Linked DNA regions of Mus musculus: all the other regions are linked to region 1. A link is a loop called in an ENCODE intact Hi-C map of the cell type or tissue named here. Cell type or tissue: left cerebral cortex. All regions are shown on one strand. Each heading gives the region's core, and the rest is flanking DNA. Links, peaks and the distances in the headings are about the cores only.

Evidence for each region. Hi-C counts contacts between places; a loop is a spot of excess contacts. Peaks named below come from ENCODE experiments on the same cell type or tissue, not always from the same donor. Only the 100,000 strongest peaks of a DNase experiment are listed, where the experiment ranks them.
Region 2: a loop joins it to region 1, with 9 times the contacts of the local background. A loop is called at or near these places in 22 of 42 quality-filtered maps.
Region 3: it touches region 1 in a loop (3.0-fold over the local background); 6 of 42 quality-filtered maps call a loop at or near these places.
Region 4: a loop joins it to region 1, with 7 times the contacts of the local background. A loop is called at or near these places in 6 of 42 quality-filtered maps.
Region 5: a loop joins it to region 1, with 3 times the contacts of the local background. A loop is called at or near these places in 24 of 42 quality-filtered maps.
Region 6: it touches region 1 in a loop (2.5-fold over the local background); 2 of 42 quality-filtered maps call a loop at or near these places.
Region 7: it touches region 1 in a loop (4-fold over the local background); 5 of 42 quality-filtered maps call a loop at or near these places.

What each region holds. Positions count from the first base shown.
Region 1 is chr14:12,572,756-12,577,264 of GRCm38, forward strand. The region is part of intron 6 of Cadps (Ca2+-dependent secretion activator); the gene reads right to left. Among named protein-coding and RNA genes, the nearest start is that of Fezf2, 230 kb to the left of the region's middle. In left cerebral cortex, for the core only: a CTCF peak has its summit at 2,504 (motif pointing right); DNase peaks (open chromatin) are centred at 1,127, 1,766, 2,550 and 3,596; H3K27ac peaks cover 2,100 bases.
Region 2 is chr14:13,196,647-13,201,155 of GRCm38, forward strand. All of the region lies in intron 2 of Gm5087 (predicted gene 5087), which reads right to left. Among named protein-coding and RNA genes, the nearest start is that of Gm5087, 86 kb to the right of the region's middle. In left cerebral cortex, for the core only: a CTCF peak has its summit at 2,050 (motif pointing left); a DNase peak (open chromatin) is centred at 2,035.
Region 3 is chr14:12,816,732-12,821,240 of GRCm38, forward strand. All of the region lies in intron 1 of Cadps (Ca2+-dependent secretion activator), which reads right to left. Among named protein-coding and RNA genes, the nearest start is that of Cadps, 4.1 kb to the right of the region's middle. In left cerebral cortex, for the core only: no CTCF peak of the experiment used is centred there; a DNase peak (open chromatin) is centred at 1,909; H3K4me3 peaks cover 438 bases; H3K27ac peaks cover 83 bases.
Region 4 is chr14:12,822,999-12,827,507 of GRCm38, forward strand. It overlaps Cadps (Ca2+-dependent secretion activator), which reads right to left and starts at 81. Exons shown (of 31, transcript NM_001042617.1): 1 at 1-81. In left cerebral cortex, for the core only: a CTCF peak has its summit at 1,947; a DNase peak (open chromatin) is centred at 765; H3K4me3 peaks cover 402 bases; H3K27ac peaks cover 535 bases.
Region 5 is chr14:13,234,889-13,239,397 of GRCm38, forward strand. The region is part of intron 2 of Gm5087 (predicted gene 5087); the gene reads right to left. Among named protein-coding and RNA genes, the nearest start is that of Gm5087, 47 kb to the right of the region's middle. In left cerebral cortex, for the core only: a CTCF peak has its summit at 2,272 (motif pointing left); a DNase peak (open chromatin) is centred at 2,279.
Region 6 is chr14:13,035,078-13,039,586 of GRCm38, forward strand. No RefSeq gene overlaps it. Among named protein-coding and RNA genes, the nearest start is that of Cadps, 210 kb to the left of the region's middle. In left cerebral cortex, for the core only: no CTCF peak of the experiment used is centred there; a DNase peak (open chromatin) is centred at 2,523; H3K27ac peaks cover 1,450 bases.
Region 7 is chr14:13,342,310-13,346,818 of GRCm38, forward strand. It overlaps a transcript of Synpr not described here. Among named protein-coding and RNA genes, the nearest start is that of Gm5087, 60 kb to the left of the region's middle. In left cerebral cortex, for the core only: a CTCF peak has its summit at 2,140 (motif pointing left); a DNase peak (open chromatin) is centred at 2,289.

The DNA of each region.
Region 1 (4,509 bases), core at 228-4,227:
CGCAGATGAACACAGCAGAATTAGCGAGGGCCGTTGTTCCTATGTGGTTTTTGGTTCTAGCATTCCCTAGGTCTAACTGCAATTTATAAGAGCCATAAAAGCATTTCAACGTGCACCTTATTGATGTTTTTGTTTCCTTATTCATAGTTGACACTATTCCAAGTCAATATCTGTGTTTCCTGTCCTTCTCTCTGGTTCTCTCTCTTTGAAGGGCTTTGCAGAAAGAGCCCATGAGCACATTACTGTAGTAAGAGACCGCTGAAGGATGTACCTCCTGGTTTGAGTTGGTGGATACGGAGTATTCTCTTGGCTTTGTTTCTTTGGTGTGTTCAGTGGCAGAAAACCTATGCTACCCAGTCAGAACGCTGCACTTGTTTTCTATGTAAAAAGAGCATTTATTATTTATTGGGGCTAGTGGCCTCTTTTAACTCTCTAGGGAACTGAGATATGTTCCTATCATTATGCTTTATTTAACCCCACTGGAAAGAAAACCCCTTAGCCAGACAAATCCAGACCCTCCTTTTGGCAGGACAAGATGTCAATCAGGGATGAAAGGTTTCCATCATTTCTCGGCTGCTAGAGAACATCCATGGAGGAGCATGTGTTAGTGCTTACTAGTGAGATCTTATTAAACCAGTGTTGGAAGGTGGAGTGTTTACTCCTGTCATGGAGACATTGAGATTTGGAGTCTAAATAACTTGGTCAAGGCCATTCACGTAAACAACAGCTAAGACAATGATTATAATATTACCGTACTTATTCAGTGATCGGCATAGTGGGAACCATTTTAAATACTTCACTATATTGTTTAACTGTCCTGACAAACTTATGGAGCAGAAATTAATACTACTTCCATATCATAGAACTGAAAAACAAGGTTCAAAGAAGTTAGGCAAAGGCTTCAGTGGGGTTGAAGTACAAGTCTGTGTTAATGTAGCTCCACCTACTTATTGGGGGTTGGCCTTGCATTTAGCAAATGCACCTTGCTTTGAAACACACATCTCTGGAGCTCCAGTTAGAGCTGGCTGCCGCCATCTGCTTTTGGATTGATCTCTCAGCTGTGGGCTTGGCTGGAATCCCTCATCCACTGCAGAAAGTCCAGACCAGGAGTGAAACTCGCCTCCCTTTGTCTCTTTCAGGAGGCATGCAATGGACTGTAGGGCATACTTGGCTGAGAACAAGGAAGCTCCAGTCCTATCCTCATTCCTATTTCTGTAACGCCGAGTAAGTCTGTCCCTCCTCTGATCTGCCACTGAGTCGGTAAAGCACCAACTATGGACTAGATGAATGAACATGCCCAGTGGCTTTATTCTGGTCACTTAATCTCTATCCATGGAATGGCAGATTCTTTTAGTGCAGTATGGATGAATGAAAGCTCTAGGCAGATCCACAGAGGTAGGGAAATCTGAGATGCCTCCCAGAAGTGAACTCTCAGTGGTGCATTCTGGGAGCTGCCTATTCCTGTTATCTAAGTGGAAGGACGGAGGGTGGAGAGAGGAGTATCAAGAGGTTGTTGGGGCAAACAACTGATCACAGGAAGCAGGGTTGTAGATGCCACGGAGTCCTTCCAAAACACTAATCTCAAAGCATGGAGGTGCTTCCCCAAACTCTCCCTTTTTGGCCTAAATGGTGTATTTATCATCTCTGGATGCCAAATTCTGCTCCTCATTGGTAATAGTTTTCCACTTTCATGTAAGTCCAACTTCCCCACCCACTGCATCTTTCTGGAAAATTCCAGACCTTATTCATCTCACTTTGGCAGTTATCTGTGTGATGCGGTTATTTCTCACTTGCCTATAATTAGGTCCCTGGTGCTGCCTTTGCCTGTCACATGGTCCATATCTCCAGGGAGTGTGGCTTTGCCCAGTAGGCCCTCCTCGTATCTCAGAAGACTTGGGACATGAAAGGCAGACAGCGTAAAATGACTGACTTTTCGAACACCCTGCACTTTCAACCACAAGTATTGGTTGTATTTCTTTTAATGTGGAATGCTCAGGACCGGGAATGTTACAGACAGCTAAATGATCTGAGCACTATTACTAGGGTACCAGACTCCCATTTCCCCTCAGCTCCCCTAAGTCCTGCTAAGAGAAAATCAAGCCCATATTCATAGGCAGGTCGAATTATTTTCCACAGCACGATGCTGACAGCAGCTCTTGCTTTAGCTAGGATTTTAAAAATAGATAATGGGTATTGCTTGAATTTTAAAATGCATTAAAATATCTTCTAAAGGACCAGTCACTGCGTACTGGTTATTATTATTATTATTATTATTATTATTATTATTATTATTATTATTTTAATGGATTCTGGCTCCTTCTTATATGATTTTTCACTACTTAAACCATAACGAAGGATGCATAAGTGCTGTGACTTGTGAATGATTTCATCTCTGTAAGAGAGTGTAAGACATATAAAAAGTTTGTGAAATGCAGAAAAACCAAACAAAAACAAAAAACAAAGCAAGAAATGGAAACCAGTGAGTTGTGACAGGATTTCGTCACTAGATGGCAGTCCTGGTCTGTAAATGCTTTTCCAGTTCTGCCCTTGGTCCACTTGCAGACAGTCTACAATTCAGCTGTGGTGCGCTTGAATTCCACACTGCCAAGTGTATTTCCATTTACTGCAGTGGCATTTTGGCTAAGAAAAAATTCAGCCCTTTAGAAATCTGTAAGGACACAGCAAGACTTCTGTATTCTTAGCTACTATTTGAATCCAGTGAGTTAATTGACTGATACAGGGGAATTGTACCTAAATTTCATGTGAGTCTTGATCTGTTTATTTAGAGCAGAACAGAATATAGAAAGCACATGTCCTTCTCTGAAGGAAAGCCCCACACATGGGTTTGTTGTGAAGTTGTTTCTGAGGATGCATCTACATGGCATGGCTCTGTCCCAGGCCCATGTCTTTGAACCCACAGAGACAGACACTAAGGCCACGCCAGGCCTTATTCTCCAGCACCTGGGCAGTTAGATGGGGATGCACAAGGCACCGAGAAGGAACTTGCTTTTTCCTTACAGGTGGCTGATAACTCCCTCACGGTGAATGAGAGCTGAGGCCCATACCCTACTTTTTGGATTGAAGCACTTTAATCAGAGTCTACTCCTGGATGTCCACAGGAATCAGCCTACACCAGAATGATTTTGTATTCATTTGGTCCCCTAAGATAATAGAAGCTGAGGGTCATCCGAGCTTGATTGGTCGTGCCTCACTAGGCCCCTTGCTCTTGGTTGTACCTCACTTGCCATCTTTTTTCAATTGGTTTTTTTTTTTTTTTGAGATTTTATTTTTTGTTTCATGTGTACAGGTGTTTGCATGACTGTATGTATGATGTATGTGTACCATGGGGGCCAGAAAAGGACATTGGACCCCCTGGGATGTTGTGAACTGTCATGAAAGTGCCTAGAATTAGACCTGTGTTGTCCAGAAAAATATCCAGGGTTGTTAATCACTGAGCCAACTCTGCACACATGCACGTGCGCGCGCGCACACACTCACACACACACACACACACACACACACACACACACACACACACACACACTCACACGTGCATATCATAATTCTCCCCTTAAAATATTGCCGTTACTGCTATTTTTGAGGAGTAAAAGGGCATCAGTACTAAAGTGATGGTTTTCTGAGTCACCCCTCAGGCATCCAGATCTGGTGACAAGGAATACACACTCTAACTTCTTATACAGCCATTTTCTGAGCTCCTGTTTCATCAGAAACATACAGTGCCTTGAAATAGCAGAGAACACAAATTATTGGCTAAGTATGACTTTCCAGGGAGGATGACTTTGTCCTTTGCTCTCTCTGGGGACATTTAGTGGGTCTGTTGACACATTCGGGTTGTCACCACTGGGGTGTACATTTTATTGGCATCCACTTAGCCTATGTTCTGGATTCATTTGTGTTTTGTCTTTCCTTTCTTATCTTCAAGAGCATTTTGGAACTTATTAAACTATGAAGGTGATGCTAACCTCCTTGCTATCAAGAATTAACTGCTCCCAAAATTGTGAGTCCTAGAGAGGCTGAGAAACCCTGGTCACCTTTTGAACCTCACCCACAGAGCTCCGGACACAATTAGGAGCTGCAGGTCTCGGCCAAGCTGCTAGGATAGCATGTCTGGCCCTGCATCTCTGAAGCCTGCCTTGCTCCCAGACCTCCCTCTCTGTACTTGCACACTCATCCCAGCTCCAGATGTTGGAAAATAAACATCAGAGCATCCATCTGTCTTAGGATGGGGGTAGTAATGACTCTTGTCTTGCTAGCATAGATTTCCATGGGACTATTTAAGACAGGTCTGGTAAGATTTCTTTAAAACCCATCCCAAGCATCTTCAGCCTCGGGAAGAGTGGGCTGTGGAGACTCGGCTGCTCTCCTTTTTTCAGATGCCCTTGCTTCCTGCTTTGTTGAGATCTTTGGATTCTAATGTACAAGCGTGTCTTCTTTCAATCTGCTCTTATTTCTTTTCTGTTCTCCAAGGCAGGTTAGCCATGGTCCTAA
Region 2 (4,509 bases), core at 227-4,226, 620 kb after region 1:
TCAAGACAACCTAAATAATTCCTCAGAGGTTGTTTTCATGGTGATTCTAAATCTCATCAAGCTGGCAATCAAGATTAATCATCATTGTCACAGGAGATCAATTCCTTGCCATGTCGAGCTCTCAGTACATGGTAATTTTAACATATCTAAATTTTCGATATTTCCTGTTAATCTGAACACCTCTTCCCATCAACTAGTGGTTGACTCTACTGTCCAGATACCTGCTCGTCCTTAAATTCATGTCTCTGATCCCTCTGCCTTTCTTTTCCTCCTCGTGTTTATAGTCATACCATCACACGAGTTGGATTGATGGGTTTAAAATTCTCTTTTGACTGTATGGCTGGAAATGTCACTCAGTAGGTAGAATACTTGCCTAGCACACAGGAAACCCTGGATCACATACACCGTACTGCCTAAAACTGAGCATGATGTTTTACACCGGAAATTTTAGTTGTAAGAGGATAAAAAGTGCATGTCATTTTTAGTTACACAGCAAGTTTTAGATACATGAACTACATGAGAGAGAATACAGACATTCAGATATGTAAAGGCTTCCTTTGGCTTTACTCCAGTGTGTGTAGGGTGGAGCACTTATGTGCAATATTATTTTCTACATATATGGTATAAAATAAACTATTAAGAGTTCATTTAAAAGAAGCTTATTTATTTACCATAGTAATTTCTTTAAAAAGTTAAAGACTCAATTTCTCCTTGTCCTAAACAGTGTTTAGAAAACAGTGACCAGGTGTGTCTCTATGTCTTTATGACAGGCCATTCCCATCTGGTGAACATAAACACACACACACACACACACACACACACACACACACACACACACTGGCCTAAGGCTCTGAAGAGAGGCAGAGTGGGGGTGAACTGTGCCCCCTCTAGGCACCATCCTCTAGGCACTGGGCTATTGACAGGACTGAAATGAGATTGCTTTCTGGCCACCTTTGGGGACACCCCTGAGTCAATATTCCATATTCATTAACTGAGGAACAGCTGGTGAAAGCAAAGCCGTTCACAGAAGGCCACTCTTTGCTTGCTAAGTCAATACTCCTGCTTCGATGGCTCTGCTAAGAGTCACCCTTGGCTTCCTCCTAAATGTCCTCCTGAGTCGTCTAGTTCTACTGTGTGGCCTGGGATTTGGGTTTGATCTCCAGGTGTATGAAGGAACATATAGAAAAGCCTGGTCACTCAGACCAATGAAGGTCCTTCTGAAATCCCAGAGGGATTTGTTTTACAGTCTTTTCTTGTCTTGTCTTATCTTATCTTTTCCTTTCCCTTTTTTCTTCTTCCTTCTTCTCTTTCTCTCCCTCTCTCCCTTTCTCTCTTTCTTTCTCTGTCCCTTCCTTCCTCTCTTCCTTCTTCCTTCCCTACCTTCCCCTTGTAGCTCTCTTGTCTTGTGCTTTTCTCTCCCATTCCTCCCACCCCACATTCCCCTTTCAACCATTTTTTACTGTTCTTTCTCCTTGTCTTCATCTCTTCAAACTCTTTCTTTTTATTGTTTCATCTGATGACGATTTTCTGGATGATCTACCAGTTTACTTCAGAGTTCTCATAGATGAGAAAACAGTTTGCTTCAATCTGAAGAAATAATTAAAATGCCAGGCTAGGGGCTAGCTTTGCTGATGACCTTGGAGAAACCTGTACACCTGTTTCTCAGGCTTGTGCACATTTGTAAACAGTCTTCAAAAAAGCCATGTTTGGCATGGATAAATTACTCCTTGAAGTAATTTTACCATCTCCCTCTAACCTCCAAGTTATTAAATGCAGACAGTTCCTATGTATGTTACCCTAACAATCTGATTAAGTGTATGCCACAGATGTGGAAATCATTTTCCTTTGTCTTTCTCTTGCTCTCAGAGGTTGACTTAGGTAGTTCTAAATTTTATCCCTGAGTCATGGACTTCCCTGGAATAAATTTAGTTCTAAAATGAACCACATTTTCCTTTCCTGTACTACAGAGAAAGCATTCATGACAGGACCTTTAAAAGGTTTGCTAGTGTGTCTGCTAACTACTGTTTACACATTCTTAGGGTGCCCCCTTCTGTTTCCTGATAGTAGTGGTGTAGCTCATTTTAGGTTGCAAGTTTGAATGCAGTTGTTCTTTCTCAACTGTGTAAAGGAGTAGTACTCACATCTTCTTTAGCTGGCCAGGGATCCCATGGAAGCCAACGGTGTCTAGATGACCTGATGCAGCCCACTGGTCAAGAAGCTTAACAAGGGTAAGCTTCATTCCATAATAACTTTCTAACAAATTAGTCTTATCTATGAATCTCTAAGATGGAAGATGATTATTGTGATCCCCTAGCTACAGATGAGAAATAAGTTAATTTTGTCAGTGATATGCATGTCTTCTTAAATGAGAATATGGAGCCTGCCTGGCCCCACCCTGTCCCTTCCAGGTATGGTAGGCTTTTTGTTTTGTTTTGTTTTGTTTTGTTTTGTTTTGTTTTGTTTTGTTTTCTCTCCTTCAAGGCTCTTTGACGGTAAGCAGCTGAAACCAAGTATACTTAACCTGAGCAAGAGGAGTGAAACCATTATGAGATTCAGGGACTCTTTTGGAACTCAGATACCATGATGCTTTATAGAAAAGATAAGAGCCGAGCCTCCAGAACCAACATCCTCATCTTCTTGTCTGCCAATAGGATGTCCCTGCTTAGTGAGCAAGTTCTAAGTCAGCTTGTTTGAAACCTTGGGAACCCCCTGGGACCATAATTCTATCATTCTTTCTCCTGTTTGTTTGTTTGTTTGTTTGTTTGTTTTTTCAGGTGACCCATATAGATGGCCTTACTCTGAGAGAGGTGACTGGATTGCAGGAGGTGTGGTGTGAATCTGTAGAGACACAAAATCAATTGGGCAGGCTGTTGGTGGAAAGTTTTTAGGCAGATGACCCAGCAGCTGACACTTGAGTTACCTGCACAGTGGTGGCAGCCAAGGTCCTTGAATTAAGCCTTGGGTAGAGAAGCTTGAACAGCAGACATCCCAGTCCTTCTTTCTAGGAAGCTCTGCCAAGATGATGCTCTGACCATCAGGGTCTAACAGGGTCAGGCACTTGAACTCATGCTCTAAGAACTGGAACTCAGAGGGGAACATCAAGCAGGCCTTCTCTATGTTGGCAAGGTCTTTGAAGCATGACTGAAAATTTAGGATCCCTGTGATTTCATCCTTTTTTTTTTCAGATGGTATTACAGTACCATTATTACAAATTTATCTACATTGTAAACACTACATTGTAATATAGTGAATACATTTTCACTATTATGAAAACAACACAGTCCCCCCCTATCTTGACATTCTCTGGAATACTAAAGTAGGGACTGAAAAACTTGACTATTACCCTATCACAGCAGACAACAAACAGTAACTGTAAGGACTGGTATCAGCTCAGAAACTCAAGCCCAAGTTCTCAGCCCGAAGAAGATTTATTTGCCCCAGAGGTGCAAAGAGAAGGGAATAAGAGTCAAAGACAGGATTTGGAGGACGAGGGAGAAGAGGAAGGGATATTTGTCCCAGAGGACAAAGGGCATATAGAGGGGAGACATATATGCCCACTATGCAAATGGCAGTTTATAAAGGTAAAAGGGAGAACTCCATCTTAGGATGAGGTGTTTACTTTTAATTGGACATGTTAATTAGGTGAGACAAAGGGGACTTTTGATTGCTGGATTTTAATATTTTGGTAGTTGGAACTTGGTAGTCACCTTCAGGAGGAAGAAGTAGCCAAATAAGGGAATAGAGCTTGGGGGGCTAGCCTGAGGAATGTAATCTAAAGTTTTTAGCAAGGTAGAGGGAGTAAGGGAAAAGTGGAAGGTCTGCTAAGGCCATGCTCAACTCTTAAGTTGTCCAGGGTCCCTTCGCTAAAACCTGAGGGTATTTCAGCCACAATATTTCCACGAAAATACATAATTGAAGGTTAAGAATCCATAGTGGGTTTGTAATACAGAACCTGGGGTGTAAGAAAGATCATATTTCTTATTTTTCTAGCACAGTTCAAGTACACAACATATATTCTCATACATCTTAAGGCTGTTTATGGGGATCTGGGGACAACTTTCTTTACCACCTGAGCATCATGCAGATTGGAGCCATTGGTTCTCTTTGTATTTTGAGATGGTTCTCCTCACTTTCTCTGCCCAGTGCAGGGTCCAGGTTCTCCAGGATACTGTAAATGCCCATGCAACATCTAATTGCTTAAATCTCTAGTTCATGTTAATTACAGCAACCATTTTTGATAGTCCCCTCTGCCAAGTTTTGTACTGGTATGATCCTTATGATCAATTTGTGTGTGTGTGTGTGTTCCAATAGCCTTCAAACATGACTATATTTTTGGACCTTGTAGCTTTTCCTCTTTCTAGAAATTCTTATGGGGTTTCTATATAGATTCACAGTGTGCAGCTTTTAGACTCACATTGTCTTCCATACCTGATGCTTTGGAAACTTCTCTCTGTGGTTATGCATATTACTCAATTGTCTTTTTTCTGTTACTGTGTAGTGTTCCACTGT
Region 3 (4,509 bases), core at 141-4,140, 240 kb after region 1:
AGATTCTCTCCCAGGAATGCTTCCCAGGGGCTAGGGTCAGACAGTCAGGATCTGGTAAGGAACATAAAGAAGAAAAGGATTTGGCAAGGCCCACAGTGCTGCTATTATACCATTTAGACATATATCATTTCCTTCTTGGAACAAATACAATTAGGTTAAAAGTGATGTGCATTCTATTGTTTAAGCAATGGCAGTTGAGTCTTCTTTTTATTGATTTTTACAAATACGCAAAAACTCTGTCCTAATATTTCCATGAAATTAACCAGATGAAAAGTTAGAAATTGAAATTTTTGATCATAAAAAAGCTTGAGCAGAGAACTAATTTAAAAACAGGGCACATGCTTCATAGACAAAATAACTTTGTAGTTTGGCTCCAAGTTACAAGTTAAAGCTTACAATCTCCTGTGTAGTCTGTCTTCTTCAAACATCATCTGAAAATAGGTATAGTTGGATAAATTGATTCATCTCCAGTCATTGTGCATTGTTTGGAAAGTGCCTTATTTTATACTGTGGAAACATTCCACCTCCAAGCTTAAAGGATTTTATGTGTTGGTAATGAACAATCCCGGCATAAATTCAGTCTGGGCACATATGATTACACCACCCCTTTCCTCTTTAGCATTCGTAACCAACATCTTCTCTAGTAATCTCTTTCCTACTCTCAATTATTTGATTTCTGTGACTGCTATCTTCCAAACCAAATCATAAATTCTTCCAGTTCAAGAACAGGATGGTACCTGTGTCTTTTGGTTTGGCCACCCAGCCTGACTCGGTGCTTACTGTAGTGAGCATCTGTTTGCTTGTTTGGAGTTAGTTCTAAGGGAGAACTCTCCTCATAACTCCCCTTCAGTTTTATAGCTTCTTGGCCCCAAGTCAATTACTCTCATGTGTCAATGTGATAGCCTATGGTTCTGCACTTATTTGCTTTTTCAGAGAAAAGATCTCTGAGTCGTTTGACTTTCATTACTTTATAGAATATGATTCTTCAGGAATGAAAGATTTAATTTCCTTCATTCTTGAGTCCAGCTGCAGGAAAGCAGAAGGCTATTCCAGATGTGTAATGAGGCAAGATGGTCCCATTATTTTTCTATTCTGCATCTTCAGAATGTAGTTTATGCCAGGACACTGTATAATAAATTGTTCCTTATCACTACAGCAGACAGACTTGGGAGCAGGGGGCAAAAGGCAGATTATTCTCTTGATAAAGAAAGACATAATTCTGTTGGAAGGAAATCAGGCAGCAGTCACTTATTGTCTTGATGCATTAGAATAGTTTATATTTTAAAATGCAGATAATATGCATTGGCAGAGCAAAGATTAAGATTTTTGAATAGTAGAGCAGCCTAGGTGCCTAACGCTAGGAATGGAGCACCCATATGACTGATGAGCATACAGAGTTAACAGGGACTTGATCTTGAGTTTCATGAAAGCTATAGCTTCTAAAATATGATCAATCAAGGAAAACAAGTAAATGGTAAAGGTGGAATCTGTAGCAAACAGTGCCTCAATGGTAGCCATAGTTTCATGGAAAGATACAAGCTGAATCATATAGAAAAGAATAGTTTGAATTTAAGTTACATTTCATCCAGGAATAAAGTTCTCTTGAATGAAATAGTTGTGCTGAAGTAGACATAGTTTTGGGCCAGTTCTTTTCCACCATTATGTGAGCATCCACACAAGAACACATACATACATTTAGGAAGCACACAAATATCTACATGAGAGAATCTATGATCCAGGAATTATGATTAATGGCTACCTAACTAAAAGTCCTCCTGTCAATCTAAATATTACACATGATTGTTTACAGCCTAGTTTCACATTCCCTGTGCAGCGTCTATAAGTAGCTGGTTCACATGAGGTAGCCACCCATCACCATTCCTATGTAACTTAGAAACAGATGGTGTAGCTCTGCCATGCCAACTCTAGGTATTTGCTTTAGCATTCTGGGGAGGAAACAGAAAAAGCAGAGAGCTATTGCCATGTGAGTTGCTGAACTGGTATTGGAAGAGTCTCATTGGGAGAGATTTTGTTTGGGTCATAAATGACCCAGTACCACCATGTCTCATTTAGACTCAGTAGAGAAGACAAAAAATATTTATAAATGGTAAAACACATTTTGTAAAATGTCTGTTACAGTCTTTTCTTTACATTGAAGAGATTGGCTGTATGCCAAGAATTTTTTTCTTTCCAATAAAATAGTGTTAACTATCAGCATTATCCAAAAAAACATCATCTTCTTCCTCCGCCTCCCCTCACTGTTCTCCTGAACAAATGTATTTTTCCTTTCAGTTTGAACAATGTTTAAAAAAGGGAGTGGGGTGGGGGGAACAGAAAGAGAAGGGTGCCCAGCAGATTCACCAGCTATTGTGCCTGGCTTTTACTTTCTGTTCTTTATGTCCATGTTGACTATCTGATGGGTGCCCAGGTGAAAAGGAATAGGCCTCTTTCTTGAGGAAAGGATAACTATCACTTTGTACAGAAGGATGCATGACATGTTATCAGTGTGCTAGCCTACTGTTTGTATACTCTAGACTATTTATGGCCAGTGTCTCCTATTCAGAATTCAGGACTTAGTATCAGACCACCCGTTGGCTCAATGCCTACTCTTTTGTCTGCCTTCATTTTACTTCAGGCAAACTATTACAACCTCTTTGAGTTTCAGAGTGATCTTGGCAATTATGTCAGGGTTCTTAGAAGAATTCAAAATGATCTTAGGGGCTGAGGATGCCCGGTCAAGCACTGGATCCACTTGCTTTTCATATCTAAGACTCTGGGTTTGAGTCCTGGTACCACCAAAACGAAAGCAGATATGATGTAAGAACAGAAAACGAATTCAGACAAAAACTAGAGACTTTACTGGCAATGTATTACTTCAGCTATTCCTGACTTGTATAATTCTGCTGAGTAATTAACATCATAGGAAATTTACTTCTGCATGTGGGAACTGTGTATTATAGTTCCTGGGGTTTTGTTGTTGTTGTTTTGTTTGTTTGTTTGTTTGTTTTAGTTAACCTGTCCAAATAATAAAGCAAGGACTTTGATAAAATGGTCCAAATGGAGTGCTTTGCACATTGTACATACCTGAAGTAGAAAACTGGCTTCATAAGGTGCACTGTACTCTGGAGTACACCCCTTCGCTGTCTCATGGTTTGTTTGCATAGGCAGGTCTCTCTCTCTCTCTCTCTTTGCCTTCTGCATCTTTCTAACCTTTTCTCTACATCAATTTTCATCTGTCTTTTTTAATACACTTGTTTCCAATCTGTCCAAAGCTCACTCTTAGGTCACAAGGAACATATAGTGCTCCAGACTGATATTAGCTTACCAATTTTATTTATTGGCTTTAAATCTTACCATAATGAGTATGCAAACCTTTCCATTACTTTCAGAGTTTCAAAAGTTTGAATTTTAAGAGAAACAATGTTATCTCCTCCAGAATGCATCAAACAGTAAAAGTCAGAGCAACAAGGAAACTTTATTTTCATATATATATATATATATATATATATATATATATATATATATATATATATATATTCTTCTCACTGTAGCCACTAGGCCTGGGGTTGTTTTGCTGGGATGTATATTTAGCAATAGTTTTTACAGTGTCTAAAAATAGATTGACAGAAAGCCAGTTATCAGTCTGTGCTGGAGTCTCTCTGGTGTTGAAAGGTCACATGTAAAAACAGGCTTTCTCTTCAAATAAGAGTTCTGGATGGGGTGAGGTACTATATGCAGTCAGATCGGAGGGACATGGTCTCACAGTGGTCTTTCAACTTAACAGAACTGGATTCTTACAGTATTTTCTTGTTTCTTTCTCCCACCACTGGACCTACTCATCTATTTAAAGGACAAAGCTACAAAGCCTTTGACTGACTAATGGAAAGCCTTGCTTCATTCTGATTAAAGTCAGTTTTCATAGCAAAAGTCTAGGACATCTTTGACTAATTTAATCCTTGATGAGATTTTGAAGGTAAAATTTACCATAGTATAAAGACAAGTAATACAATTCCAAGCTGAAATTTAGATCAGCTGACTATGTAGAGCCACAATTAACCTAAAATTTTTTATCAAAATTTGACAATCTCTAATATTTCTGCCCTACCACAGTTGGAAAGCAAAAGTAAAGGGGTATTGCAGGGATGGGGGTGGAGGGTGGTGAGTATGGCCCACCTTTTATCTCTCACTCAGGAAATGAGTCTTTTTGACTTAATAAAACTGGCATCCATGCAGTAGTAGGTAAAATAAACTGACAGGGTTGGGTGGTGTGTATACACATATAAGCAAAACAAACAGAGCAATCTGTTCTACCTCGATATAAGGATGCAAGGTAAATATGGAAAGATCCAACATCTTACTTGAGCAACATAAAATTTAGATTTAAATGGCAGCAACGATTCTTAAACTACTATTTTAAGAAATAGTCTCACAACCTTGATGGGCTACAGCTAGAACCTCCCATGACTCCCGGGTTCAACTGACCTCATGCAAGCTTAAATGCTTCATTTG
Region 4 (4,509 bases), core at 348-4,347, 250 kb after region 1:
ATCAATTGCGAGCCCGGAGCCCGCAGCCGGATGCCATCTGCAGCCGCTGAAGAAGGCGCCTCCAGAAAAGATGCCGAGTGTTGCAAGCTGTCGATGCAGCCAAGAGCAGGAGAGGCATCTTGCCGATTGGGGAGCGAGCGGCGCTTACGTGTTTATTGGCTTAACTCTCCAGTGTCCGCGGCGGAGAGGGCGACTGCAAAGGCCTAGAGGGGGGAAGTGCGGTGCGCCCCAAAAGAGCTTCACTACTTTTGACCCTCATGCCCCCCAGTCTTCCTTGCCCCCTGTCCTATTTAGACCACTTCTCTTTACCTCGTCCTCTTTTCCCCTCCCGGGGACAAAAAGTTTTTTTTTTTCCCTCCAGGGGTGGGGAGGGAAAATAAAGAAGCCAATGGTAGCTTCTGACCAGCAAAAACCAGGCTTTCTGCAGGCGTCCAAAGGTCACAGAAAGAGGAATTCAGTGAGATGTTACCTTCAGACTTCTCAACTGGGGTGTGGTGGCTGGGAGGGAGCAGTGGGAAGGGGAGGCAGTGTGTGTTTTTTTTTTTTTTTCCATCTGTGTAAACCTCTATTCCAACAATCAATACCACTGTAAAATACAAATGCATCAAATCAGAGTGAATTAATGTATGGATCATGAAGTTCGGCTATTTAAGTAGAAATCAAACGTCCCCAACTCCAAGTCAGTGAAGCTTTTTTCAGTCTCTAGAAGTCCGTGTATTTTCTGCTGAACCTTGCCAGGTTTCTGGCTGTTCAGCCCTTCCTTCCTCCATGAAGATCTGAGGGAAGGAACAGGAACCACACACACCAAATCAGACACCCCCCAAACTCGGCAGCAGCAATTTCGAATTTACTGTCTCTGTTACACTGTCTTTACTTTGAGTTGTGGAATTGTCATTATTAATATAAATGATGTCATTATTAATACAGATGATGCCTTTATTCTGGAATCCTTCCTTTCTTAAGCCAACAGGGACCAGAAGGCACGGGGGAGCTGGCCAGCGTGCTGAACCTAACCAGAGAATTTAGATGCATCAGAAAACCAGTTAAAGACCTAGTCTTCAGCTTGTATGCTCGCATATTTTCTAATTCCCTTATCAGCTGCTTTTTATAAATGAGTAGCATGACTTTAAATTTTAAATAACAACTGTTGTTCTGTGTTTTACAATCTACCACGAGTTTTACTATAAGCTTTCTGGTAAACCTGATTAAATATGTGAATGAACTCAAAGCAAAATGTATCTGTACTTCACTCCAAAAATTTCTCTTCATTTTTTGAATTAAGTAATATATTCACTGCTAGTATTTGGTTTTTATCATACATAAAAGATAAAGCTTTTATGGCCTTTATTTTTTAATGGCCCACTTTTTAAAATTCATTTAACATTTTAAAATTGAACAGTGTGAAAACTTTGACAGTCTACCAGTTCTATTAAACTCTTCTGAGGAAATAAAACATGTTTACCAGTTTGTCTGGAGCAGAAAACTATGGTAATCCAGTCAGTGGATCAACAGCTGTTAGTAAGCTTTTTGTTGTTGTTGTTGTTGTTTTGGTTTTTTTTTTGTTTTTTGGTTTTTGGTTTTTGGTTGTTTTTTTTTTTTTTTGTTAATGAACTGCTCTAAGTGCTTCTGGACATGGAACATTCAGAAGATTCTCACAAGAGTATATTCTCCTTTGGGAGACACAAAGAAGTGCGGCACGTTTATTTCGAACATAATGTCAACAAATCTAGGTTTGTAAATGGAAAAAGGTTCTCATGAATAAAGCAAATTGGGATATAGTGAACTATATTATCAAATAAGAGAATGAAACTTTCAAGAGGGAACATGGGGAATGGATATTGTAGGTTGAAGTGGTGACTCAGAGAGATGTAATGACAGGACACAGGAAGAAAAGTACAGAGCTTTGTAGAGCTCCCCTATGGGTGAGTGAAGAGGACAAAGAAAGCTGGATTATAATGCATTTGACCATACAGAGAGACTGCGCTTAGCATATAAAGAGGTTGTTTAGGGAGAAGGAACTAATTTGAGGAAAGTGTGCTAAGACCAGACAGAGATCATTAATTGATCAAATATGTTCCCTGTAACAGTTTGTACATTTAATTATTACACAGTGAAGACAGTGATGTGAATTCTGTCTGTATATCTATTTACACTTCATGAAATGATGTAATAAGATTTTGCTTGGTTTTATACTTTTGCAGATTTTGGGGGATTGTTATTTATTCCAAATAGTCCTTAATGTAGAAATGCAATATCCACCTTTTATTAAAGATAGAAATCTACAGTTTAGATAGTGTCTTAGTTAGGGTTTTACTGCTGTGAAGAGATATCATGACCAAGACAACTTATACAAAGGAAAACCCTGAAATGGGACTGACTTACAAGTTCTGTGATTCAGATCATTATCATCATGGCAGGAAGCATGGCAGTGTCCAGCTAGGCAGGCATGGTGAGAGAGGAGCTGAGAGTTCTGTATTTTGTTCTTAAGGCAAACAGAAGAAACTAGCTCATGGGCAGCTAGGAGGAGGGTCTCAAAGCCCACCCCACAGTGACACACTTCTTCCAACAAGGCCACAACTACTCCAACAAGGCCATACCTCTTAATAGTGCCACACCCTGGGCCAAGCATATTCAAACTACCACCTGGCTCCCATAGGATTGTTCAAACATATAGTGGGACATAGCTAGCTATAGCATAATGCAAAAATATATTTGGATCAAATTCAAAAGTCCCACAATCTATAGCAGTCTCAATAATGTTAAAAATACAATGTTCAAAGTCTTTTCTAAGAGTCTTCCAATCATTTAACTGTAATCCTCTAAAAATCAAAATCAGAAATCAGATAGCATGCTTCCATTATCATAGGCTATACACTATCATTCAAAACTTCCTAGTAAGTAAATTCTGGACCAAACAAGACGGAAAAGCAGCTGGGCAAACTCCAAATTTTGCATCTCCATATCTGATATCTCATATCTGATATCTTCATATCTTCAACTCCTTTCATCTTTGTTGACTGCAACAAACGTTTTATTTTTGGACTGTTTCCACTCCCTGTTAGCAGCTTTCCTCAACAGGTATCCCACAGCTCTGATATCTCTAGCATCTTAGGGTATCCAAAGTAACTTCAACATTACACCTTCTTTGTTCCAGTGTCTGGGATCCACACATCATCCTCTGGACTCTTCCTAAGGGCTTGTATCTCTTCTCCAGCTCTGACCTCTGTAGCACTCTAGGCTCCAGTTGACTCTACTCCACTGCTGCTGCTGTTCTTGATGATCATCCCAGGGTACTATCATCTCTAATTCCCTGGAGTCTTATGCTGTAACTAGGCTTCACCAATAGCCTCTCACAGGCTCTCTTCATGGTCCAAGCCTCAACTTCTTTGCATGACTCTCAGTCCTGAGCTATCAACTGCAACGGAGGCTGTACCTTTACCAGTGGCCTTCTAAGGCCTGTCACAGTGCCAAGCCTCAGCTGTTCTTCATGACCCCTTCATGCCTTCAAAACCAGTACTACCTGGGTGGTTCTTACACATTATCAAGTCCAGCAGCAGTGCAAGGTACACCTTTGCTATCTCTGGAACACAGCTAGTTTATGCTCTCAGAAAACACTTCCCAGAAGATTTCACCTCAGTGATGCTGGTTTCTTCTTGATCACTGCTAATTTCTTAGGTCCAGCTAACCAGCATCAATTGTCCCAGTAACCACTTCTAGTCTTAACTTTAAATCCAGAGTCACATGACCAAAGCTACCAAGTTCTGCTGCTTGCTGGGGCTAGACCATGGTCCCCCTTGTTCTTTTACACCATTGCCAGCTTTCTGGTTTTGATGGTTTCCTTCATTGACTAAGCTTGGCTGTCCTGGAATTTTCTCTGTAGACCAGGCTGACCTTGAATATAGAAATCTGCATGGTTCTGTCTTCTGAATACTGGCATTAAGTGTGTGTACCACCCTGCCTGTGTGGGAAGCCGCCCTCACATTCGCCGTTGCAAGATGGCGCTGACATCCTGTGTTCTAAGTGGTAAACAAATAATCTGTGCATGTGCCAAGGGTAGTTCTCCACTCCATGTGCTCTGCCTTCCCCGTGACGACAACTCGGCCGATGGGCTGCAGCCAATCAGGGAGTAATACGTCCTAGGCGGAGGATAATTCTCCTTAAAAGGGACGGGGTTTTGCCATTCTTTCTCTTGCTTTCTTGTTCCTTTTCTTGCTTTCTTGTTCTTGTTCTCTCTCTTGCTTTCTTTTTCTTGTTCTTTTTCTTGCTTTCTTGCTCTCTCTTGCTCTTGCTCTCTTGCTCTCTGGCTCCTGAAGATGTAAGCAATAAAGCTTTTGCCGCAGAAGATTCTGGTTTGTTGCGTCTTTCCTGGCCAGTCGCGCGAACGCGTGTAAGAGTTGGTGCCGAAACCCGGGACGAGAAAACCCGGGACGAGAAATCCTGGGATGAGAAAACCCTGGACGGTTACCATCACCGGCGCAAGGAAGATCCCTCATTCCGGAACCAGAACTG
Region 5 (4,509 bases), core at 219-4,218, 660 kb after region 1:
ATCCTTTCTGGAACTATAAGGGCAAATACATACTTTCTTCCTTAGGATTTCTATTATTGTGATAAACACCATGATCAAAAGAAACTTGGTGAGGGGGGAAGGTTTATTTCAGCTTATAGCTCTTGGGCTACAATCTTTCACCAAGGGAAGTTACAGCACAAAAACTTAAGATAGGAACCTGAAGGGAGAAACTGAAGTAGTGGAGACCATGGAGGAGTATATCCCTTCCTCTTTGTAGCTTTCTTAGGTTACTTTCTTAGAGCTCAGGACCACATGCCCAGTGCTGGCACTTCCTACAGTGAGCTGAGCCCTCCCACATCAATCATGAATCACAAAATGTTTTACAGACTTACCTACCAATCGGATGAAGGCATCTTCTCGATTGACATTTGTCTTCCTAGATACATACTCACTGTTTCAGTAAATAAATAAAAAACAGTCATTGACTTCAAAGAGTTGTTTTAACTTGTAAGGGAAGCTAGACAAGGATATTTCAGAATGAAATGAATATGCCCTGCATTGCAGGAGTGTGATTGAAGATGTGACAGCTTTTATCAAAAGAGAATGTGAGGGTGGTGTAGTGGCTATTCCTGGTTGTCAACTTGACTATATCTGGAATGAACTATAATCCAGAATTGGAAGGCTCACCAGTGATCCTAATCTGGAGACTGGGAGATAGAAGTTTCTGACCTGGATCTTTGTATGGAGATGGAGATCTTGAGGCATAGTGGCTATGAATTCCAGAAAATTAAGACAGGGAGATCTCCCAGTTCATGGCCATCTGGGATTAAAGGTGTGGTGGTAATCTGGGCTACACCTTCTGCTGGAGACCTACATAAGGACATTGGAAGAAGGAAGAATCAATCTCTCTCTCTCTCTCCCTCTCTCCCTCTCTCCTTCGTCTGCTTGCTGTGTGGGTCTGAGCAACTGCTAGATCCTTGGACTTCCATTCACAGCTGCTGCTGACCATTGTCGGGAGTTAGACTAAAGACTGTAAGTCATCAACAAATTCCTTTACTATATAGAGACTACACATAAGTTCTGTGACTCTCGAGAACCCTGACTAATACAGAAGTTGGTACTGGGAGTGGTTCTAGAGGAGCAGAAGTATAAGGATGGATCTTTTAAAAATCTGGAGTTGGCTTGTTGATTCACCAGCACCTTCAACTACTGAAACCTCTCCAGATTCTCTCCCTCCTGGGAGCTCAGAGAATTTTGAAGACCCGTGGTTGAAACTATATTTCAAGCTTAAAGAACCCAATGCCCTTGATTATCTTGATGAATTAGGTGATTCGGTGTATAAAGCTTTCTACAAGATGGGGATGCCATACAAGTGTAATGTTTACTGATAATAAATGATACAGAAATTTATCTTGAAATAATTCTTTGCTATAATAAAGTTTTGGAATTCACTAACTATAAAAGCAAATTTACATGCTAATGGGATAGATGTTCTTATTTTTAAGTAAAGATTTAACTCAGTTGAATATTTGGTATTGAAGGATGTTTAGCATCTTCAACACTTCAAATCAATAGATATTTAGTTTTTATTTTATTTACAATTTTTAATATTTACTTTTATTTATATGGATGCCCATGGATGGTGTATGAATGTGAAGAGGTCAGCTCAGCGCCTTTGGAAAATTCCACCAGGCCCCAGAACATGAAGGCCCCTCTCCTCCTGGAAGAGAGAGGTCATGGAGCACATGTGCACCCCTCCCCCCTCAGAAGAGAGAGGCTGATTACATTCCTCAATAAAACCGCAGGGCAGACCAACCATTGGCCACCTGCAGATATGGGAAGCCCCAATACCTCATTCCCTAAAGTGTGCACTGTTCCACCAATCACATTGTGCCTTATTGCTGATGTTCTATTCTGCCCTGGAAACTGTATAAAAACTTGCCAAACGGGCCACCCAGGATCGTTGCCTCTCCTTTGGGTGCAGGATGGCCTCAGCGTACTGAAACAATAAACTCCTCTTGCTATTGCATCAATCCGTGGCTCCACATGGTTCACTCAGGAGGTCCCCAGTAGTTTCTTAGTTTCCTTTCTCTGTTTTCTTTCCACTTCACAGCACTCTCAAGATTTCTGGACTCCCTCCCCCAACAATATTTTATGAGTTAAACTCAGGATAGAAATCAGTATGGTGGAGTGGGGGAGGTAGGAATTTCCATGTTCTTGGTGTATGCTCATTTCTGTGTTTTCCATTTGTTTTTATTTTTGTAGTATAAAAACAAAAGTAGAATTTACTATTTGGTGCCACCTGGTGGCTACTCTAGAAATTGCATAATAGAGAATGGGCCTTCAGCGTTGCTTCTGTCCCTGAGACTTGTCATCTTGAAGTCTCCCTGTTCATGAAATGCTGTAAACTCCAGACTCCTTCATGGAAAACCTAGGGACAATAAGCATGGGGAGTTATCATACCTGTGGTCTTTCAGCCTGTTATCACCATTTTAGCTAGAGATTCTGTTTTCCATGATTTATTTAATGTCCCACAGCTGTCATAAGAGGAACTGGGTCTGAATCACCACAATGCCAGGCAAGGGAGAGATGGACAGTGTCTAGGTTATGGTTGGAGCTATCTCTAACATTCATAATCATCAGTAACTTTTATATGATAGCCACTTTCAAACTCTAGATGAATATGAGTGTTTCCTCTTCAAGACATAATAGCTGTAAAATCTAGTAATAATAGCTAGTAAAAGCAAGTCATGTCCAAATCCACCCTGTCTCATGGGTTTCCTGTGCCATACTCGTTTCCCACTGCTCTTGTTTGTTGGCATTTCATTACTGCAGGTGACAGGCTGTCATCCTTTGGCATTCTGAATCCCTTTATTTCAAATTACCTATAGGTACTGGCAGAAGATACAGTGGAGAGACCTAGTCACAATCCTAACTGAAACAGTAACAAACTCTTGGTCTTATCATTAGTGCATCATAATTTATCTTAACTGGAGACCTTTATCCATAGTAAATGGAATTCTGTGGACCTAAACTTACAATTTCTTCTCTTATGCCTTTTTCTGTTTGGGATTCTCAAAACATTAGTAGAAATAGGTGACACTTCAGAACCCAAAACTTTTGACTAAGAAACCTGACATTGCCACTCATAAATTTGTAGCAACAAGGTCAAGTTACTAGGTCTTAATTTTCAGTGACATTGAAATACTAGAGTTGTATTAAGTACCAAAACTGGCTTGTGGTGTACACAAACACCTCATGTATTAAGTAAGTGACAGTTAACATCCCACTGTCACAAAAACAATCTGGATCAAAAGCAGTTGTCTACAAATATTTTTTTTCACTCCTTTATTTCTTCTGTACTCAGAATGTAACCCAGGCCTTGAGTATGTCAGAGAAGTGCTCTATGCTAGCTACATCTATAGCCCATACAAATCTACCTTTAAAAAGCCAGCCTGGATTTGTGAGGTTATTAGGAATGATGTCCTGTAGCAAGGGAACTAATTAACTTCTACTGATCATTCCATAGGATGGCCTACTGGGATATGCACAGGTGAAGTTATTCAAGTAGCTAGATATCCATCTTCTGCCAGCAGGAAGGAGCTGCATGAGTGCAGGAAATGCCAATATTAAAAATGCTAATTGTAAGACAGGTGTGGTAGCTTCTCACTGTAAACCCATCATTACAGAGGCTGGAGACAGGGCTTTTGTTAGTTTGAGGCTGACTTGTGCTAAATAGACTCTCTCAAATGCCTCCCCAAAGTAAGTCATTACATTTTTGTTGTTTGTTTGGGGTGGAGCTGAGCACAGAACCTTCACATCACTTAGTTCAAACTCTACTTAGTTCATCATGACCCCATTTCCCTTCTGGCAACGCAGTCTCAAATGCATTGCTAAGCTACCTGAGGTTGACTTTTGACATTATCTATCAAGTGTGTGGATTCTCCGGTCACTGTGACATATCCAAGGACTTCTTGGGGACCATAGTTACCATTAGGGCTCCTGTTGATCCAGTCTAATGCGTTTGTAATATGGTCAACCTAAGCAGATCACAGATATGAATAGATCACCCCAGTAAAAGAACACGAAGTCTTCATGCTCACAGACAGTACTAGAGAAACCAGAAATGTTAAACATTTCTCTTTGTTGAAGCTTTTCTCTTCAACAAAGGGATTTACACCTCTTCCATCCAGAAGGCTGGAGTGGATGTTGTTTGTAGCCTGTTAATGTTTGTTATCTGAAAAGCCAGGCTGCACCCAAATCCTCCTTATCCTGAGTATGGTTTCTCAGTCAATAGAACCCTTTTTTTTTTTTTTTTTTTTTTTTTTGTGGAAGAGGTCACAGGGTGCATGATTTGCCGAATAGTGATAACCCAGAATCAAATAGTTTGTAAATGCAAAGAGTGTTTTATTCTGCAGAAGTCCAGCATGCAGACTGAGTCTCCTGCTATAAGAATAAAGAGATAACCAAGTGAGCTTTCAGGCCTGATTTAAAGCATATTAGGGAATTCTGGTGTAAATGACTTCTATGTTAATCTGTTGGGTTCAT
Region 6 (4,509 bases), core at 196-4,195, 460 kb after region 1:
ATACATGCATGCAGATAAGACACTCATGCACATAAAATAAAATAAATAAATCTAAATTTAAAAATGCACAAAAAGTTGTTTTCAGGAGTTATTGCAGAGTGTGTTTTCTTCCACAGTGTGGTGAATTCCCAAGTGCAATTTCTTTCTGGTAGTCCCAAGGAAGCATTGGAGAAGAGCGTGGAAACATCCATCTATAGGAATCTCGCCCTCCAACTCCCTCCTTCCCTCTCTCGCTCCCTCCCTCCCTTCCTGCCCCCCTCTTCTCCTCCCTCCCTCCCTCTCTCCCTCCAACTAACTCCCTCTCTCCGTCTCTCATTCATGTTATCCACCAGATTCATTTGAATTTTATTTCTATCTATTTATAGAATTTTCTTTCTATTCTTTTAAATTAAAACTTTATTATTAAAACTCTTGGAAATAAACGCATTCATTCAACATTTTTTTTTGTCTTTCTCTGTTTTTGTAGGGAGCAAAGTATTGGACTTCCTGTTTACTTTCTCGGCTCTTCTGAAAGCCTATTAATCAGGATGGAGGGTGATCAATAGAATCCAAAGTAGGATGCTCTACACCCCCATCAGATCACCATAAATAGACACACATTGCAATTATCATCAGAAGGATTTGTTACATCTGAGAGTGGATGAAGAAGGGAGAGACTGAGCATCAGAATTAAATCCCCCTAGGTCATTCCTCACTCTTTTGTGGTGTAAACCTCCAGGTCTGCCTTGGTTTTGCTGGGCTTTTTCCATTCCTGTATGGTTCCTAAGAATAAAAGTTCTCTTCTTGCGTTGATGCGCTCTGCATAATAAATACATTCTTTGCACGCTCTATGACTGTTTTAGCACAATAACATTTTAATATCAGTCTGTTCCTTCCCCACTGCCTTTTTCTTCAGAATGATTTGGGTTGAGTGAATGTATCAGAGTGATGGTGAAGATAATATAATATATAATATACATTATACAATAATGTATATTATACATTACAATAATGTATAATGTATAATAATAACACATAACACATAACATATAGCATGTAACATATAACATGTAACATGTAATATATAATATACAATATACAATATACAATATAATATACAATGTATAATATAACATACAATATGTAATATACAATATGTGATATGTAATATGTAATAAATATGTAATATGTAATATAATAAAGTCTCTATCTCCTGATTGATTGGCAGGAGCACTTGGTCAAGTTTTCAGGTCATAGATATGGAGGAGTCCTTAGTTTAATCCTTTAGACACTTCTTTGGAGCCTCTTTGTTGGTAATATATTTGAAGACAAGTGTTAGAACTCTTTTTAAAAACAATGTTAAACATGGAGGCAGTATGTGACCAGTCCAAACAAACATACAAGAGGACTCACTTTAGGCTTTCTAAGCAGAAGACCTTTGGACAAAGGTTAGCATGCTATAATTTATATGGAAAGAGGTCAGAAATCACTAGTAGAAGAGTGAGATGTAAGACAGAATAGGTAAGAAAGCCAATGGGATGTACCTTCAAATACTCTAGACAGGCAAAGGAGTTCAGTATCTTTGGGGAGCTCTAAGAGATAGTGCTGGCAAATGCATCATATGATGGGAAAAGCCTTGTGATGTGTAAAGAGCTTGAGATTGGTACTTGTCAAAGGTCATCTGACACTGAATTAGGGCTTCACTGAGGGCATTCAGTCTCCAGTCTTCCATCTGGACCTGCAAAAGTCTATATGAAACATATTCAGAGAGGTAAAGGTTTTCAGAGTAGCAGCCTTTATTGTGATGTGATTCTCATGAAGGGGATCAATCAAAGTACCAGGCAAACCTGCTATAATGTGTCATGTGACCATGGAAGAAAGAAGGGTGGCTTACGAAAGGGTAGATTAATACCAACTGGACAGTGGTTTGCAGGGCAGTTCATGCTTGCCCCAGAACTTTGCTCTGACCAAAGAGTTTCAGTGACTTTGAAAATGTATATATTACAGAACAAATGCCTCAGGTTTAATCATTGACACAATTCTGATCCTTGAACTATCAGCAAAATAAAAATAGTAATTCTGGGTATTCACATCAACAGAGTCAGGGCACTGGAGCCCAGAAGACAGAAAATAGTTTTAGTATATGAGCTCCTTGAATTGGAAAATACTCAAGTGTTTCTTTTCTTTCTGGTAACCTTTTATTTCCTATAATGTAGAAATGGCTTATTTTTATTAGATTAATACATCTTCTAAAATATGTAAGATATAGTTGTCTTATTTCACCCATGACTGCAAATATATATATATATATATCCTTCACATGGTAAGTGTTCAGCAGATATCAGTCAAATAGGGAAATGCTCATTATAGAAGCTAGAATGCAAGGATTCCTGGTGATTGAGTGACTCACACTTTAGTATGAGTAAATTTGTCAACTCTTTTCCTCTAAGGAAGGAGGAACAGATGCAATCATAGAACACTGAGAGCCAGGGAGAAGGAATGGATAAAAATGGAACAAAGATCTGTTCTCGCCAGCTACAAGAGTTTACATCTGCAAAATGAGGACATACTCAGCACCTGATGTTTCTGCCTGTCTGCGCTCTGATAAATTTCCACTGGATGCTTCACCTTGAGATTCTTGTAAGAAATCAACTATCACTGCACAATCCAAGTTGGTGGTAAAGACTCCACTTAGACATCACCAGATTTCAGCTCCCTGCTCCTCCATGGTTGGTGGGAATGCAATGATAAAGACCTCAGTTGAAAGCAAATATGCATAAGTCCAGACAAAAGAGGAAAGAACAGAACAGATGCCTATGTCCTGTAGGGAAAGGAAACTGCTTAGTGGTTGGACATAGGAGGGGAGCTGGTGCTGGCTGACTATCATCTCATGGGGACTATCTACTTAATAATGAACATAGAAGAACAGAGAACCCTAAAATAGGAAAGAGGCACATGCTACTGTTCCTATTCATGCTCTGGGATCCATCTGTGGCTGTAGTTCCTATAACTGACATGACTTACCTCCTCATCAGGCAACTTTAGAGGTTTTTTTTTAAAAATAGTTTTTACTTCAAACAAAGAGACTTGGAAGATAAAAATGAATTTAAAACTCAATCATATCCAAAGAAGACTGAACCTATGGTTATCTGAGAGAACTGGATCCAAGTCCTTGCTCCACTACTGGTTGAGTGGATGAAACATGTCCTGTGTCTTGCAGTGTCTGTCTTGTCTAAGTATTGTTCCAGAGAATATAGAGTGACTTTTACCTAAATGGGCTTTGAGGCCTGAATAAATACTGAGAAAAGAACTTTGTAAGAAGGTATTTAATTAAAAAAATAAAAATTTTCTCACTTTAGGATTGTCTTGGTTTTCACCTGGCAAGTACTGTTGAAAAGCCCCAAAGTCTCCCTTCTAAATTCAGCCTTAGAGGTGAACTGCATATGGGCATGCTCAAGACCTCCTTGGGTAGGTTTTACTTTCTTATTGTCATGGTATTTGAGAGAATCAAGAAGCTTTTGACCTCTAGTAAGGTGGTCAATACTCTTTACATTGAGGTACATGCCATAGAATACAGAAATTGTAAAGTTGAAAGTTGAAACACCTGTATTTTTTAAAGACTGACACTATAGCATGTCTCATTCTATACATTTGTCAGTACTGTGGCCATGCTTATTAAATTTAGAAGTAGGGGCTGGAAAGATGGCTCAGCAGTTAAAGCACTGATTGCTCTTCCAGAGGTCCTGAGTTCAATTCCCAGCAACCACCTGGTGGCCCACAACCATCCGTAATGGATTGTGATGCCCTCTTCTGGAGTGTCTGGAGACAGGTAAAGTGTACTCATATATAGTAAATAAATAATATATATTTTTTTAAAAATTAGAAGTAGTCTAATTCTTTCCCTTGAGCTTGGGGATTTCTCAATTTCCCACTTGTGTCATAGAGTATCAAGAAAAACTTGTCACATGACTTCAAAGGCTGAGAGCAGTAGTTCTCCAGATGTCCCCATGCAGGACAACATATTTCAGATGTCATCTCACAAGGCTATTAAAAGTCATGGCACAGGGAGATCCCCATGGAAAATCAAGTGAATGTGATGCTGCCTCACAATTCCTGTCTTAAAATATCATAGTCATCCCTGAGCTGCAGGCAGAGTTGGACCTTTTGTGCTATTTTGGGATACTTGACACCAAGAATCTATTATTGGTTTATATCCCTAAATGCTGAGTGGTTATTAACTGTCAGTAGACAACAAAGATTATCCAATGAAAACAAGGCATTGAGAAACATTCTCAAGGCCTAAAACCATTATGTTTGTAGGGACAAAAATCTGTCACACCAGGTATCACACAGTTATAAAATAAGCAAATAAACAAGAAAATTAATCTTATTAGATAAAAGTTCATAACGTTACATTACCTGAGAACTCCGCGGGATGATCTTCAACTCAAATTGTCACCACCTGAGAGCAAACGTCTATGGAGCTGGTGTTCTGTTTGGGAAGATCTCAAAGTTTGCAGCCAGGACTTA
Region 7 (4,509 bases), core at 244-4,243, 770 kb after region 1:
AAGCTCTGCTATAGGTTTCAGAGGCCATCTGAACATTCTTAGCTATAAGGTTGCTGGCAACAAGTGGTCTACTGAAAATGCATTCCAAAGCAATTACCTGTTAGCCACAATGGTGTCATGTCAAGTAGAGAGTATGAGCGTGATGGCTCCGAAGGGACTTAGATCACCCAAGATCATTCTGGCTCAACACAAATTTCACCTTCAACACAGATGTGGCTTCTTCACAAATGCCTGATTCATGTTCTCTATTCCTAAGAAATGATTATGCTGCCCTCTTCAATGGGTCCCCTTTCCAAACTTGCCTAACACAAATGACAAAAAAAAAATTCATCAAGAGCCTGGGAGAAATCAGGGACATTGTGTGTGGACCTCACAGAGTTGCCTGCCTCATTTTGAATTTCCTCAGACACCTCATGCCCTTATTTCCCTGTCTTTCTCCCAACTTGATGTCTGCCTTACCCTTGACATTCAGGCCTTACCTCATCTGCCTTTCCTACCTCTGCCCACATGTCTGCTCCTCTGTGTGCTTGCTCTACTGTGCCACCATCCTGAAGTAAGGAGTCACCTCACACTGGAATATCAGCTCTCTTGGGGACAGAACTTCCTTGGCTCTTCTTCTTGGGTACCACAGCCTTTTGTTCAGAACTTTGCTCAGAGTGTTCACTCAATATATTTATTGGAGGGAGAAAGACCAAAAAGGCATATGGTATGAGTGTATCTTAATGTCAGTAACTATGAAGATGAAGCTGATATGCATAGGTGCTGTAGCATGCCCCAGGCTGTTTAGCATCCTTGCTTTATAAATGACAACATGTAGGTCCAGACAGGGTATAGTAACTTTTTCAAGTCACTCAGCTGCATACATCTAATCAAGAGTTTGTGTGAGTTTGTGTGGCTTTGTGACACTCCAAGTTGCTCTGCAGGGCTCTTTATTGTAGTGCTGAGCTGCACACCGTAGGATGCTATCAAGTCCCCCACATCCTCTACTCACAGATGCTGGTAAGATTTCCCCTGCAACCTGCCATTACCCCAGTTACAAAGAAGCAAAATGTTTCCAGATAGCTGTGTATTGGATATACTGGGGCCGGGATGGGCGTGCCCATCATAGAGCATTAACTGCATCCTAATACCAGCATTTTTTTAAAACTAGGTTTTCCTCGGTCACTATTGCTTATCTTTCTCTGTGGAATTCCAATTGAGATAACTCTCAAATTAGATGAGCTATCATTTGATTATTCTATCTTTGGGTAGAATATCTCAAGAACTTGATAAACAGGAAGTTCTTTCTGCCTACCCTACCCAATAGCACCACAAATAACTAATTCAAACTATGGATCTGAGAGGCTAGAAGAAGAGTTCCAATGTACCTTGTTTGAAGTATAGTCTTTGTGTGTCTACTAAAATTATCTGATCTCATTTTGGTATGATAGTATGCTATTCCAGGCTGTTTCAAACTTGGGAAAATCCTCCCGCCTCAGGCACTCAAGTACTGATGTAGCTTTGAGCCATCACACATGGCATGAACTTGCAGGCATGAGCACAAAAGTAAAGGCTCAGGCATAAATCAGTGATTTTTTCATGTGCTTATCCTTTATATTAGCCACTCTTTTAAAAGAGTTACAGAATTTGAGTGTGCCCAGGTATGGAATTCTAGCATTATTCAACTGTAATCCCAGCACTCAAGGGGCTGAAGCAGAAAGATCACAGGGCAGAGATTAGCCTGGGTTACAAAACACGATCCTGACTCAACAACAAATCTTACAACAAAATGTTCAGGTTTTAGTATGAAATCTTGCATGTGCTATCATATGAATCTTGCATTAAAAAAGGAAACAGTGTTTCTACCTATTCCCCTCATTCCATTCAATGAATTTACTAAAAGATGAAATAATGGTTTTTTGAGACAGGATTTCTCTGTATAGTCCTGGGTGTCCTGGAACTCACTTTGTAGACCAGGCTGGCCTTGAACTCAGAAATCCACCTACCTCTGCCTCCTGAGTGCTAAGATTAAAGGCATGCACCACCACGCCCAGCTAGATGAAATCTTTAATGAAGAGATTTTCTAAGCAGTGTTAAGAATGGCATCACCTATAGCAGTAGAGAAATGAGTGACACCTGGTGGTGAGCCACTTTCTACTTGTCAGAATTCAAACAAGGCCTTTATTAGTTTCAAATAATCTGCACTGTTTTGGTCAAGTATCAAGAGTATTTTCGGCTCACAGCTGTTTTACTGAGCAGAGCAGGAGCACAGAATTGCAAACAGTTTTCACTGTGGAATGCAGAAGCAGGAATACATACTCTTCTAGTCCACAAGAGCTGACTGCAGGCACAAACTCAGAACAGAGACAAATTCATGTTTGCAAGGCTTCCATCAAGAATGGCCTCCCTGGCTCAGGAGTGAGAAAGGCAGACTTGGGTGATTTTAGAATTCAGACCACCCAGATGGGAAACTGCCAAGTGGTGTATGAATTGGCCCTGGAAATCTGACAAGGGCAACTCAGGAATGAAGAAACAATAGATACACGCACATCAAAAACTGGGATCAGGTGTGCTGTGCTTGCTCTGATGGAGGTCTTCATAGGAGGTGTCTGTAAGGGAACAGCCTCAGAAAGTGGTCATTAAGAAAAGGAAACTGCAACTGTTAGGTTTTGCACACATTGTCAACACCCAAATAGGTGGACGGTTTTGCTGTTCCCTTGAGTCTGAGACTTTGTGGACCTCTCCATGCCCAAACCCATGTCAACAATACACAGTCAGGACTAGGGTGTGGTCTGGAGGTGGTTGCTCTAAGGCACAGTTCAGTAAGGTGGGAGGTGACTATGACTTGCTTACTGTGGCTGTGGTTTCCACTAAGAGAGATGAGATATACAATAATAGCCATGTCGTAGCTGCCTTTGATTTGCCTTCTGATCTTCAGCCTTGAGTTTCTAGACAGCTAATTCAATGAGAGGAGTATGGAGTATGTCAGGAAGGAGGGAGGGAGGGAATACAGAAAAAGGACAGGGGGGGAAGAGGCACTATGTGATTGCTTCAGGACCTTAGACAAGGGATAAAACCCTTTACATGCAGTTTTGAATCTTGAGCTTTGAATTATCTGAAGGATGCTTCTGTCCTAATTGCCCTGACCAAAAGATTCTAAAACATACAAACCCTACTTGCTTTTTACCTACTTCTGTTCCGAGGTCTCTGTTCACTCTCCACTTTGCTTGTCTGTCTCCTTGTCTTTCTTGATTGTTTGTGTGTGTGTTCCTTCCCTTCTCTTCCCCTTTTCCCTTCTTTACATTTCTGAGACAGGGTTCCTATGTAGCTCAGGCTGACCTTGCACTTATGATCCTTCTGCCTCAGTATCCTGTGTGTTGCTGTAACAGATGTGCACCACCATGCCCAGCTTCTTAGTCTTCTTTAGGCAACTCTTCTAACATGGTCCACATTTAATCCTATTTACAAGTATTTTAAAAAATACTCTAAATGTGCAAATTCAAAATGGCATGACACAGAAAATTTCTTGGAAAAATATTTGTAACATTTGTTCATACAAAAATCAGATTATAAAAGAGTATATATAGTATTTCCCAGAGACCATACTATGGATTTCTGCTTTGGCATGGAACTAAAATTTGTATTAGCTAGTACTGGGACTAGGAGAGATTATTTGCTACATCCACTCCAGTGAAGTCTGCTTGACAAGCTGAAAGGCCTGGAAGCAGTCACGAGGCAAAGAGTTTCACGGAAACAGCCTCCTGGAACCTTGGCATTCCCATAGCTAGAATGCCCCAGATTTGTCCCTGCAATATTGCAGAGGGTCTTGCATGCTTTCTTATATTATTTTACTGGATACGAGTTAGAAATCTCAGGGCAAGCTTAGCAAAGTATACCTAGAATCTTCATTACAGTCAGGTATTGCAAACTACATTGCATATTAGAAGCAAGTTGGTGAATTCTTCTGACAAATGGAGATTCCCTACAGATACTTAAAAGAACAGCCAAGTTATACTCATATGCAAGAATTAACCAAGGCCTAGAAAATAGGTGGGTTGTGGTATTGCATTATTCATGAGAAGGTCTGCTAGAGCAGAACCCCCTGGTGCTAGCTTTCTCAAGGCTCAAAGGAGTAGCACAAATTATGACTAGGATGTGAAGTCCTTACCTGTCATTAGCTGACTCTAGGCAGGGCTGTTTTATGTTTATTGTAAACATTACCTGGTTCCTATAAGTCTTTTGAAGTCATTCCTCTGTTTTGTGTCAGATAACTTCAATGTACTTTGCCTGCTGTGACACCCTACCCCTTTGTTTTCTGTATTATATAAGACTGGTGTTCGCTTTGTGACAATACATTCAGATCCAGCACACTCTTTTGTGTCTGTGTCTGTCTGTCAATTCTCAACGACCTCTTGTTCACCTGCAACCAGAAACTCGTTCCCCACAGGTAGGAGACCCAATAGAGGTTAGACTGTGGCAATTATTCATAATAGGATCTCAAATGGACAACATAGACAGACAAATACTAAT